Linked DNA regions of Homo sapiens: all the other regions are linked to region 1. A link is a contact called in ENCODE Hi-C or POLR2A ChIA-PET data. All regions are on one chromosome and are shown on one strand. The core of a region is the stretch at or near the end of the contact, and the rest is flanking DNA. Distances in the headings are between cores, read along the strand shown.

Region 1 (4,268 bases), core at 1,183-3,682:
TTCTATAAATTTCTAAAAATTTATAGAGACAGAAAGTAGATTAATGGTTGCCTGGGACTGGGGGACAGAAGGGGAGTGACTGCTAATGGATACAGGGTTTTATGTGGGGGTGATGAAAGTATTCTGGAATTGATGTGATGGTTGCACGACTCTGTAAATGTGCTAAAAATCATTGAATTATATACATAAATATTGGTGAATTTTCTAGTATGTAAATTAAACACCAATAAATCTCTTTTTAAAAATTCTCCCAACAACTTTTTTTTTTTTTTTTTTGGAGACAGGGTCTTGCTCTGTTGCCCAGGCTGGAGTGCAGTGGCCTGATCATGGCTCACTGCAGCCTCAACCTTCATGCTTAGGCAATCCTCCTGCCTCAGCCTCCCGAGTAGCTGGAACCACAGGTACATGCCACCACAGCTGGCAAATTTTTTTTTTTTTTTTTGAGATGAAGTCTCACTCTGTCGCCCAGGCTGGAGTGCAGTGGTGCAATCTCGGCTCACTGCAAGCTCCGCCTCCTGGGTTCACACCATTCTCCTGCCTCAGCCTCCTGAATAGCTGGGATTACAGGCGCCCACCACCATACCCAGCTAATTTTTTTGTATTTTTAGTAGAGACGGGGTTTCACCATGTTAGCTAGGATGGTCTCGATTTCCTGACCTCGTGATCTGCCTGCCTGGTCCTCCCAAAGTGCTGTGATTATAGGATTATAGACCACTGCGCCCGGCCCAATTTTTTTGTACTTATTTGTAGAGACAGGGTCTCTCTATGCTGCCCAGGCTTCCAAACAACTTTTGTGACAGATACTATTATCATCCCATTTCACAGTTGCGGAAGCATCAGAAAGGTGAAGCCACCCGCCTAAGACCGAAGAGCTAGAAGCAAAAGAGCCAAATTTCAAAACTGCAAAGTGTTCCTGACCTCTGGGCTGTCCTGCTTCCTGGAAATTGCTTGGGCAGTGCGCTCCATCTTCCTGGGGCATTTAACCCACAAGTTTGCTAGCAGCCATGTTTTCAAGCTGCAACAACTACTTCTTGGATGGTGAGAATTGGGAGAGATGGCAGAAGGCCTGGGGAAGAGTGGGGATGCTGGGAAAGCCTCCTGGTGAGAAAGCTCAGGCCACAGCTGGGCCAGGGACATCCACAGCAGTCTCCAGGCTCTGACACCCCCTCCCCAACCCTGACTCCCTCCCAGGGGAGAGAATAACTTGGCTCCAAAGCTGAGGCCAGAATATAAGCCAGAGACCTGCTGACCTGACCCCCCCACCCTGGAATCTACTGAATCTGGGGCCAGGAGCAAGGAAGGGCTGACCCCAAACTGAACAAATCAAAAAGCCAAGTTCCCCTCTGAGCCCTGCAATTTTTTTTTCTTTTGGACCAAATAAGGAAGGAGCACCTGTTACTTTATAATCATACTGTAGGACAGCCTCGAGTTGAAAGCCATGGGATCTGGAGTCTTGAAAACGCGGTTCAAGCTCCTATCTTTTCTATTTCCAAACTCAGTGTCCTAGAGCAACTCACTCACTTTCCCCAAGCTTCAGTTTTTCTATCTATGAAATAGACAATGATACTCCTGTTAAGAGGGCGCTTGTAAGGATTTGGGGGACCAGAGGTTAAATTCGCTTCATTTTAGTTCACCTACGTTACTTATGTTTTGTTACATGTCTTAAGTTATGGTTTTAATAATCCCCCCACTCAAAAATAAACAAGATTAAAAGAATAATGAAAATAGTTAATAATAAGTGTCAACATTTATGGGCACTGATTTTGTGCTGTTTCAAGTGCTTTATACACATTAACTCATTTATCTTCATAAAAAGCCTATGAAGCCATTATACAGATGAGGAAACAGGCTCAGAGAGGCTAAGCATGTTGTTCAAGGTCACACAGCATGGAAGAGGCAAGCCGACTGACTCCAGAGCCTTAGCTTTGTGCCAGTCAGAATGGAAAAGAACTCCAAAAGACACCAACCTGGTTTATTCAAGTGCTGGCATGTAAGGATAAGGAAAAGCAGCCATCAGTTTGAATGACAGGCGATGGGTCCGGAGTAATTAGCCAAATGTATGAAGATTTCACCATTTCTAAACCATCCTGTTATATGACCACACATACCATCTTCATGGAAGTGCAGTAGCATCACCATGACAACTACTTTTGTGTTTTTACCTCTAATGTAATCGATTGTATTTTAAAATATTTTTAAATGAATAAAAGCTTTTGAATTTAATGTTTTAAGTAGGTAATACTTTCACCTGGTTAAAAACTCAAAAAGCTCGAGAGGCATAAAGTGAAAGGCCTCCTTCTCACCCCGGCCCCTGCCATCCTCTTCTCACAGTCAGCCAATGTTGCTAGTTTTGTGGGGAGGGGAAGAACTGATACTTTTTGAAAGTAGAAAGAGTGTGCTTGATTTGTTCTGAGGTCACAAGCCATAAAGCCCACCTTACTCTGGTTGATTTCTTCAGGTCGGCCTCAGCCTGATTTCCTGTACCCTTTGAGGCACTGCTGCTTCCTGCAGGTGATGGTTAGTCCCTTAGGGAGATGGTCAGTCCCTTCTCCCTCTGAACTTTCCCCTGAGGCACCCCCTTCAGTACCCGCTATGCTCCTGACCACATTCTCTCTGGCCTCTAGGCCTGACTGGTTCTCCATCCCCCAGAACCTGCAGAGCCTGTAAATGCCAGAGAAATCTCATCATCTCACACAGCTGATGTGGTAGAGGTGGACCCAGAGGTCACACCTGGGTGGCTTCAGGCTATATCTAGCCTATGAGATTTTTTGTTCTTTTTTGGTCTGCACAGTGATGTCAGAATTGGAAATCTTCACCTGAAAGTCCAATTTTCTGATTTCACTTGAAATATTGGCAGACTCAGCCACACTGAACCCATACTGATGCATGATGATGACAGCTGGAGCTGAGCAGCAGTTGCTCCCTTGAGAAGGAGCACAAGCTCTCTGGGTTGTATGGTCCCCGCCACTCTGGGTTGGTTAACATGGTAGGCAGGATCATAGTCACCTCCAAAGATGTCTGTGTCCTAATCCCTATAATTTGTGAATGTACTGTTACACGGCAAGTGGGAATTAAGTTTGCAGATGGAATGAAGGTTGCTATGCAGGATTATCTAGGTGGGTCCAATGGAATCAGAAGGGTCCTTAAAAGTGGGAGAGGGCAGCAGAAAAGAGTCAGAGAAAGAGAGGCAACCACGAAAACAGGGTCAGAGAGATGCCATGTTGCTGGCTTTGAAAATGAAGGAAGGGGTCACAACCCAAGGAATGTTGGCAGCCTCCAGAAGCTGGAAAAGGCAAGGAAATCAATTATCTTCCAGATTCTCCGAAAGGGAAGTCCCTGCAAACACCCTGATTTTAGCCCAGTGAGATCAGGTTGGTTTGAGAGCATAAACTTAAGTTGTTTTAAGTGACTAAGTTTGTAGTCATTTTGTTATAGCAGCAATAGAGAAGTAATACAGTTAATATGGGCCCTTGTAGGTCTCCAGGGATGGGGGAGTGGGGCACAGCTGTGAGAGCTGTTGTAAGTGTGCAAGACTCATAGCTTAAAGAGCTCGGTAAATGGCCATGAATGTTCTAATGAATAGGCGTAGCAGGCGGGTTCTGGGCAGAGTAGAGATATGGGTGACCCTTGCTTTGGTTTTTTCTCCCTCCACTCTTGTGACACCCTCTGCCCAGTTTCCTTCACAGCCCTGGGGCTTGCTGAGAGAGCCGGGCTGATATGTCAGGCCTTCAGCATTGAGTAGGGCAATCACTTAGCAAGTTGGCAGGTCTCAGCAGCTGGTGGAGGAATCTGGGCTCTGACTGAGGACAGGATTAGAGGTCAAAGTGGGAAAGTAGGGAATAGGCCCCAGACTGAGTAAAAAGACCAGGAGAGCTGAAGGTGGGGGAGGGTCAGGAGCAGGTTCTGAAAGGGGGTGCAAAGCTAGGCAGGGCCCAGACTTGAGGCCTGTTCTAGGTGGTGCTGGCTGGTAGGGGAATGACTGATGGTCTAGGATTGCTGAGGACAACTGTGCACCTGCCAGCACTGTCCTAAGCCTGCCTCTGAACACTAAGCTGTCAGCCTCTGTTTACCTTCCACTCTCAGTATAACCTGCATTCGGCCTATTTGTTGGGAGGCAACTGAAAAACTAATTTATCCTGAATTATTCTTAGTGACTGATAGTGGCTTACTGTGTCAGATACTTGCCAAGGAGATTCATGTTGAAGTGCATATCATTTTAACCTAAAAAGATGAAGTGCATTTAAGGTAGCAGTGTCTGAGAAGGAAAA
Region 2 (4,268 bases), core at 492-2,991, 1.8 Mb before region 1:
GGAGGCCCAGGTGGGCGGATCACAAAGTCAGGAGTTCGAGACCAGCCTGGCCAACATGGTAAAACCCCATCTCTACTAAAAATACAAAAATTCGCCAGGAGTGGTGGCGGGAGCCTGTAATCCCAGCTACCCAGGAGGCTGAGGCAGGAGAAATCACTTGAAACTGGAAGGCGGGAGGGTGCAGTGAGCCGAGATCGTGCCACTGCACTCCAGCCTGGGCAACAAGAACAAAACTCTATCTCAAAAAAAATAAAAATAAAAATAAATTTAAAAAAAGGTAGGGAAAGCTTTTAATGTTGTGATATATAACGATATCATTAGTTGAAAAAAGGAAGGTGGGCCAGGCACAGTGGCTCACGCCTGTAATCCCAGCACTTTGGGAGGCTGAGGCAGGCGATCACCTGAGGTCGGGATTTCGAGACCAGCCTGACCAACATGGAGAAACCCTGTCTCTACTAAAAATACAAAATTAGCCGGGCATGGTGGCGCATGCCTGTTAATCCCAGCTAGTTGGGAGGCTGAGGCAGGAGAACTGCTTGAGCCCAGCAGGGTGAAGGTTGTGGTGAGCCAAGATCACGCCATCGCACTCCAGCCTGGACAACAAGTGGAAACTTTGTCTCAAAAGAAAAAAAAGAAAAAAAAAAAGGAAGGTACAAAACACTGCATATCATGTTGCCATGTTTTTTATTTACAAATGGGGTAAACACACCCGTTTGTTTAGATAGAAGAGTACATTATAAACTGGAAACAACCTTATCGGCAAAGATTATCTCTGTACTTGCCAGCTATAAGTCAGAAGTAAATAACACTCTGAACTTCCTTTTTTTTTTTTTTGAGACTCCCATACTGAAGTGGCATGTTCATGGCTCACTGCAGCCTCTACATCCTGGACTCAAGTAATCCTCCAGCCTCAGCCTCTGGAGTAGCTGGGAGGTGCATGCCACCATACTTGGATAATTTTTTATTTTATTTTTTGTAAAAACAGGGTCTTGCCATGTTGCCCCAGGCTGACCCCATCACTTTTTATACCTTTCAGACTTTGAACAATAAAATGTGTTACATATTCCAAAAATAAGTAAATAATTGTTTTAATGTTCAGTTTAAACATACTGTCTTCTAAAATATAAAAATGAAGCTGGGTGTGGTGGCACATGCTTATAGTGCCAGCTATTCAGAAGGCTCAGGCAGAAGATGGCCTAAGCCTAGGAGTTGGAGGCTGCAATGAACTATGATTGCACCTGTGAACAGCCACTGCACTACAGCCTGGCCAACAAAGTGAGACCCTGTCTCTATTTTAAAACTTTTGAAAAAATAAAAATGAAAACAAGTTCGACCAATTTAAGAACAGTTTTGTCAGCTTATATCAAAGCTAGGAGGGAAAAAAGCTTATTAATGAAATAAAGTAGAACCCATCCACTGTGGGGAGAAGAAGCTAGGGTTTTGTTTTAGTGCTTATAACTCATCTCTAATGGGAAAGGTCTACTATAAGAGAGTTAAAGAAACAAAACTGGCCGGGTGCAGTGGCTCCTGCCTGTAATCCCCAGCACTTTGGGAGACTGAGGTGGGCAGATCACTTGAGGCCAGAAGTTCAAGACCAGCCTGGCCAACATGGCAAAACCCCGTCTCTACTAAAAATACAAAAATGTGCCAAGCGTGGTGGCGTGTGCCTATAATCCCAGCTACTTGGGAGGCTGAAGTGAGAGAACCGCTTGAACCAGGAAGGCAGGGTTTGCAGTGAGCTGTGATCGCACCAGTGCATTCCAGCCAGGCTGGGCAACAGAGCGAGACTCGTCTCAAAAAAAAAAAGAAGAAACAAAACTGATTCTGAGACTGAGAAAAGTAACAGAAAATCTCTCCTGGGAACAGTGACAAGGATATACTAGGAAGGTTCTTTCGAAAGAAAATTACAGCTAGTGGCAATGGACTCTCCCAAAGGTCTTTGGCAGATAGGAAAAAATAGTGTCAGTAACCATGGTGAAAATATACCTCTAAAACAAAGTAGGCACTTATTTTGTCAATCCTTTCAACTCTGCTTTTCAAAGGTGTAATATCAAGTCTTGTTTGTTCACTCCCTCCTCTTGGACAAGTGGGTGGTAAAAATTTTTCACACGGGCCGGGCGCGGTGGCTCACGCCTGTAATCCCAGCACTTTGGGAGGCGGAGGCGGGTGGATCACGAGGTCAGGGGTTTGAGACCAGCCTGACCAACATGGTGAAACCCCATCTCTACTAAAAATACAAAAATTAGCTGGACGTGGTGGCAGGCGCCTGTAATCCTGGCTACTCAGGAGGCTGAGGCAGGAGAATTGCTTGAACCTGGGAGGCGGAGGTTGCAGTGAGCCGAGATCACGCCACTGCACTCCAGCCTGGGCGACAGAGCGAGACTTCATCTCAAAAAAAAAAAAAAAAAAAAAAATTCACACGACCTGGCTGGGGAAACAGATACTCCCATGTGTCAAACACAGACATCATTCTCAGAAAATAGTTCCACTGGATCTGTTTAGATTTTAGTCTCCAGTTCCTGATAGCAAAATAATTCAGACAATGAAGAAAAGGTAGGCTCTCCCTGTCCCCACCCAAAAATCATGCATACTCAACTGGTTCTAAAGCTGGCATCAAAAGGCAAACACAACCTATGGCCTAAATATTACCACAATAAGACTTTCAAAAGCTACTATGAGAAGCTGGGAGCAATCTGTATTATTAGGCCCCACAACACTGGCATTGTTCTTTTTAAATTTTCTTAAATTAATTGCTTGCTAGGTATCACTGAATACGTCTTCAGTCGGCTAGAACACCACCACAGCAGAATGCCAAGTGCAGGTGACCTGTGATAGACTACCACCCCAGGCCAAACCTATGGCTCCCGAGCCTCTATGGCCACACTTCAGGTGGGAACCAAAAAGCCAATGGCGGTGCTTTGCATTAAAAGGGCTTGGGCTTTCTAAACTTCTAAATTGTTGCTAAGCCTTTCATACATAGCCCAATATGGGGGGGCGGGGTTGTGTTTGTTCTCTTACTTGGAGAGGTAAAGAATCTACTTAACAAACACAAATAACAGCTGGGCGCAGTGGCTCACGCCTATAATCCCAACACTTTGAGAGGCCAAGGCGGGCAGATCACCTGAGGTCGGGAGTTCGAGACCAGCCTGGCTGACATAGAGAAACCTCGTCTCTACTAAAAATACAAAAAATTAGCCAGGCGTGGTGGCACATGCCTGTAATTCCAGCTACTCAGGAGGCTGAGGCAGGAGAATCACTTGAACCCAGGAGGCAGAGGGTGCGGTGAGCCGAGATCATGCCATTGCACTCCAACCCTGGTAACTAGAGAGAAACTCTGTTTCAAGAAAAGGAAGGGAGGAAGGAAGGGAGGGAGGGAGGGAGGACGGATGGACAGGCAGACACAAATCACAGTTCTAATTATAAGCTGTTACTTCTAAAGCCAGCCTTAGCAGCACAGCAGAATGCCAACCACAGAGGGCTGTAGCCTCTCCCATTCGTCATTCTCCAATGCCCCTAACTCCATTTTATCCCTCCTTAGGAGTAGGCCCCAGGTATCAAGGATCATTTATCATCATGTGTGTGCCAATTTCCTTACAGTAGAAAAACAGTTATGTGTACCTGTGTCTATCAACTATCAAAACAGATCAAGGAGGTTGAGTGTTTCACAAAATATGAGACAGTGTCTGGGAGCAGTGGTTCACACCTGTAGTCCCAGCAATTTGCAAGGCTGAGGCAGGCAGATCACTTGAGGCCAGGAATTTGACACCAGCCAGGCCAATATGGCGAAAACCCATCTTTACTAAAAATACAAAAAATTAGCCAGGTGTGGTGGCATATGCCTATAGTCCCAGCTGCTCAGGAAGCTGAGACAAGAGAATTGCTTGAACCCGGGAGGCAGAGGCTGCAGTGAGCTGAGATCACGCCACTGCACTCCAGCCTGGGCATCAGAGAGAGACCCTGTCTCCAAAAAAAAAAAAAAGCCTGGGCGCAGTGGGAGGCCGAGGCTGGTGGATTATGAGGTCAGGAGTTCAAGACCAACCTGGCCAAGATGGTGAAACCCTGACTCTACTAAAAATACAAAACTTAGCCAGGTATGGTGGCAGGTGCTTGTAATCCCAGCTACTCTGGAGGCTGAGGCAGAGAACTGCTTGAACCCGGGAGGCGGAGGTTGCAGTGAGCCGAGATCGTGATTGTGCCACCCCACACCAGCCTGGGTGACAGAGTGGCACTCCGTCTCAAAAAAAAAAAAAAAAAAAGACTTGATTACA
Region 3 (4,268 bases), core at 843-3,342, 1.4 Mb after region 1:
GTTTAGGGCATGAAATTTGGCCCTGAAATGTGGACCAGGCCCAGTTTATTGGCCTCTGCAGAGCCTAAATTCGTTATGCAGAGAAAATGCAGAATGCAAAACTCACTGGTGTTTTGAAAAAGGCCACCAGAAAACCCCTTTAAAGTGAGAGTGGGGCTTTTGATAATGGAAGGATGCACCTGCCGGGAATTGCAGGATGGGGGTGGCGATGTCCCCCTAAACACCATCTCCCCCAAATCCCCCACCCCCAGGAGCACGGAGAGGCGGATGCCTTTTGAAAAAGAATCAGACTTTAAACAGAGTCACAACTATTTAAACGTGGCCGCCGCGTGCAGGGACTGGGGATCCATATGGTAAAAATTTCAAGGAGAAAATGTTTGGGATCTGATTAAGAAGACCAGATTTCCTGTCAACATCCTGTCTTCTTTTAATTTCAAAGACTCCTTTTAAGCTCCAAGTGACAGTAAAACCTCCGATCTGACGATTAAAGTCACACGGGCCTCCCGCCCCTCCCGGCGAGATTTCCCCCACTGGTATTTTAAGATGTCACCCGGGAGACCTCAAAGAGCCACTCTTCCTTTTTTTCCCATTTAGAGTCGTCTTAATGGGAGCAGGGACGGCCTCAGCTTCCAGCCACCTCGGGCAGCACCACCCCCAGCCGCCGGCCCTTCCTGCCCTGCCCTTTTCTCACGGCAGCTGTGAGAGGTTTAGGGGAAAACCGAGGCGTTTTCGTTTCATCTCGCTGCCCCCTTAAAAAAATGAAAATGAAACAGTCGCCTACTCCCTGGCATAAAGAAAAAGGTCCTCTAAATGGCTGGGGGCTGCCAGGGTTAGGGGTCCCCCAATCTCAACTCGCCATTCGGGACGCATAATATCCCCGAGCAAACGTCTGGAGAGCAGTGCCCCGATCCCGGCCTAGCGCCGTCCGGTAAAATTTCGGAAGCCCGAGGGTGTGAGCAGGAAGCTTTTGCGAAGCGGCGCGGGAGGAGGGGTGCTGGAGGCGGAGGGTAGGCCCTTTCACCGTTCGCACCCCACCCGCGGTGTCCTTGCCCCTGTCCCGGGATCCTCTTCTCCGTTACCCGCAGGGCTGTATCTGAGCGATCCGGGTTAGGGGGGCGCAAAACCCCATCCGCCCATTTCCGCACCAACGTCTCTACGCAAGGCGCCCCAAAACCCAGGTGGAGCGGGGCAACCCCGTTAAAAGTCATTCCTGCAGGGCGCATCCAAAACGGAACGCCGAGGTCCCGGAGCCGAGCGCGCAGCCAGACTGAACCGGGTGCCCGGGTGTCGCCGCGGCGTCTCGGGCACCTCCCATCCCCACTGCTCCCGAGGCTCTGGCTCCCGCAGCTCAGACGCCCGGAGCCCCAGGGCCGGCGCCCTCCCGCCCCGGGTCCCGCACTCACCTTGAAGGCGACGGGCAGCGTCTTGTTGCAGCGCCAGTGCGAGGGCAGCACGGAGCAGAGGAAGTTGGGGCTGTCGGTGCGCACGAGCTCGCCTGCGTGGTCCGCCAGCACGTCCACCATCGAGCGCACCTCGGGCCGGGCGCGCCCTCCGGGCCCCACGGCCGCCTGCGCGCTCAGCGCGCCGCTGTTCTCGCCCATCTTGCCGCCGCCGCCGCCGCAGGGGAAGGCCGGGGAGGGAGGTGTGAAGCGGCGGCTGGTGCTTGGGTCTACGGGAATACGCATAACAGCGGCCGTCAGGGCGCCGGGCAGGCGGAGACGGCGCGGCTTCCCCCGGGGGCGGCCGGCGCGGGCGCCTCCTCGGCCGCCGCTGCCGCGAGAAGCGGGAAAGCAGAAGCGGCGGGGCCCGGGCCTCAGGGCGCAGGGGGCGGCGCCCGGCCACTACTCGCCAGGGCCCGCCCGCTGCGAGGCCTCGCTGGCCCGACGGCCGCCCGCAGCCTGCCCGGCTAGTCCCGCATCCTCGGCGCGCGGCCCCGCGTGCGGCCGCCCCTCGTGGCTGTCCCGGCTGCCTGGGCCGCGGCGGGGCCCGCGCGGGGCTGTGCCGCTGCCGCCGCCTCCCGCCCCGAAGCTCGCCCGCGGCCGCCCCGACTCCGCGGCCGCAGCCCCAGAACAAATCCTCCAGAATCAAGTGGCGGGGCCGCGGCCGCCCGCGCGGGGTTAGTACCCCCGGGGCCCGCGGGGCGGGGCTGGCGGAGCGACGCGTCGCACAGCCAATCGGCGGAGCCCCCATCGCGGGCACCTCGGTGGCGTTCGCGGGGAGGAACGGGGCCTGCCGGAGGCCGCCCAACGGGGAGGGGCGGAAGGCGCCACCCCGCGGAGGAGGCCCCAGTGCCACAGCCCAGGGCCCCCGAGAGCTCTGGGAGCCCGGGGCAAATGCTAGAAATTTGCTTAGAACGTCCGGGTCCCACGGAAGGCGCCCTTGCCGCCCTCTCTCGGGTCGTAGCTCCCTGACGCTGGGGCGCAACCCCTTCGCTCCTCCTCCCCGCTGGCCGCGGCCGGGCTTCCCCAGCTCTTGCTGCTTCGGGCCTGTGACTTCTGCAACCCCGGGCTGGGGGCCGCGGGGTCTCAGGGCCGGTGACGCCGCACTGGGAGCCGCCCCAAAGAGGTTACTCACCTCCCTCGTCCCGCACATTATTCTGACCCAAGAGCCTCCACCCCACACGGGATTTTGCGCGTCGTCCACGCCCGGCCGGCGGCCTTTGCTGCTCCCAGCCCTGCGCGGCTTTGGTCCCAGCCTCGGTGGCCCCTGTGCCAAACCGGGGACAGGCGGAAGGGAGTCTCCTAGGGACCCTAAGTAGCCTGGGGCCAACAACCCCTTTCCTCTCTGCTCTCCCCTCAAAACAAGTTTCAGGATCTTGCAGGCCTCGCGGCGTCGTTCTTCGTTGTGGCGGCCTGTGGCTCTTTGAAAAACACGACGAGGCCTGCAAAATGCGTTTTTCTTTTTTTCCTTTACGCATGTAACCACGGTCCTGCATCGTGAAACGGTACGCGCGTCGGTGGCAAAAGAAAAACAGCAGTGGCTGCAAAGCTAAGGGCCCTCGCTTTCAGAGGAGAGAATTTTCTTTCTCCATGCGGGTGGAAAGTGGCCTCTGCGGGTCCAACCCCACTTCTTCTTGGGCCCGTGCGCTCCGGCTGCGCCGCAGGGACCGCGGACAGCTTCGCCAAGGCACTGCCTGCCCGCCCGGCTCCGGGTCCCCGCTCCCACTCCCAGCCGCGTGGCCCAACCTCTCCTGGGCTTCACTGCAAATCACCCCTTCCTCTCCCGCCTCCTAAGTCTGTCGAGCAGACCTAGGGGCCGGCTACAGTTGGGAGGGCAACGGGAAAGATCAAGCCACAATCATTCCGAATTATCGCCCCAGACACCTCCCTAGACTCTGGGGAACGAACGCGTGCTGAGCCTCCCCGCCGCTTTGGAGACGGGGCTAGATTTTCGTTGCCTCCGGCTCTCGACAGGTGCAAAACAATGAATTCCAAGCCTCGGAAGCAAAGAAGCTTAGGATCCGACGGTGGCCGCAAGATCTCATCATGGATCTGACCCCTGCTCAGCGCGCGCCATTTCGTCGTTGCCAAACGAAATCAAGCCCCGCGTGCGCTCCAGGGGCGAAGGACTCTGGACTCACCCCGACCACCGGGAGAGCTGGCCCCTACCCACCTCGGGACCTCACAGCACGCCCTCAGGCCGTGTCGAAAGGAAGGACGGCAAAGGTCCCTTACTGAACCTTTTAAGAGAGCCTGCGCCTGGCAGTTGTCGATTGCGGACCCAGGCCCGCGCGCCCTCGGACGCGCTGGCACGAGCAGCAGAACTAGAGGAAAGCGAGTGATCCAGCCTGGGCGCTCCCACCTCCGGGAACGTCTCCGAGAAGGCGCAGCGCGTCGTGGCCAGGTAGGGCCCTGGCCGGGGGCGGGCAACACGTGCTGCCCTCGAGCAGGTTGCGGGACCATGACCCGCTGTTTCAGGTGGTGGTAAATTCCATTTGTCGAATGGTTTCGGTTTGCACCGTGCCCTTTGCTTGTTCCTCCGCCTGATTTCTCCCTCTCCGCTTACGATGGGTTCACAGACAAGTTTCCAGAGAATGAGGGACTCTTGTGGGCCCTGGCACCTGGCGCAGGGCCCGGCACGGCTCCGGCTCTCCGTAGGGCGCTGGCTCCCCGTGGGCACCAGATCCAAGGGACCAGGGCGGCGGGGGGAGGGGGGGCGGGTGCAGGCCCTTGGGTCCCCAGACCAAGGTCGCGGGGCCGCCTGGCAGGCACAGTGGCGGGAGCCGCCGCTAGTTGGCGCCCGCGCCCTGCCAGCCGCGGAGGTGCGGG

Evidence for each region. A loop is a pair of places that touch in the nucleus more often than their neighbours do. ChIA-PET counts read pairs that join two places held with the same protein, here RNA polymerase II (POLR2A). Pooled maps may share reads with other maps.
Region 2: a loop to region 1 is called in a pooled map, with 9 times the contacts of the local background. The contact joins two enhancer-like sites. A Hi-C loop is called at or near these places in 1 of 37 single-sample maps with no recorded cell type and 2 of 50 pooled maps. POLR2A ChIA-PET finds 5 or more read pairs at or near these places in 1 of 52 experiments (WTC11).
Region 3: a map with no recorded cell type shows a loop between it and region 1 (2.9-fold over the local background). The contact joins the promoter of RUNX3 here to the enhancer-like site in region 1. A Hi-C loop is called at or near these places in 1 of 37 single-sample maps with no recorded cell type and 1 of 50 pooled maps. POLR2A ChIA-PET finds 5 or more read pairs at or near these places in 1 of 52 experiments (activated CD8-positive, alpha-beta T cell).

The regions. Positions count from the first base shown.
Region 1 is chr1:23,571,922-23,576,189 of GRCh38, forward strand. It overlaps LOC124903876 (a long non-coding RNA gene), which reads left to right. Exons shown (of 3, transcript XR_007065537.1): 3 at 826-1,779. Among named protein-coding and RNA genes, the nearest start is that of ID3, 15 kb to the left of the region's middle. RefSeq lists an enhancer at 2,836-2,925. Within about 2 kb of position 2,433, at least 5 of the 41 ENCODE cell types and tissues checked have a DNase peak (open chromatin) inside an H3K27ac peak, as active enhancers do.
Region 2 is chr1:21,760,475-21,764,742 of GRCh38, forward strand. All of the region lies in intron 1 of USP48 (ubiquitin specific peptidase 48), which reads right to left. Among named protein-coding and RNA genes, the nearest start is that of USP48, 21 kb to the right of the region's middle. RefSeq lists an enhancer at 1,428-1,507. Within about 2 kb of position 1,742, at least 4 of the 41 ENCODE cell types and tissues checked have a DNase peak (open chromatin) inside an H3K27ac peak, as active enhancers do.
Region 3 is chr1:24,928,184-24,932,451 of GRCh38, forward strand. It overlaps RUNX3 (RUNX family transcription factor 3), which reads right to left and starts at 2,093. Exons shown (of 5, transcript NM_004350.3): 1 at 1,404-2,093. The coding sequence starts at 1,685. It overlaps RUNX3-AS1 (RUNX3 antisense RNA 1), which reads left to right and starts at 2,274. Exons shown (of 4, transcript NR_183341.1): 1 at 2,274-3,843. RefSeq lists enhancers at 299-1,033, 682-861, 1,034-1,767, 3,207-3,796 and silencers at 1,332-1,771, 1,972-2,441, 4,112-4,268.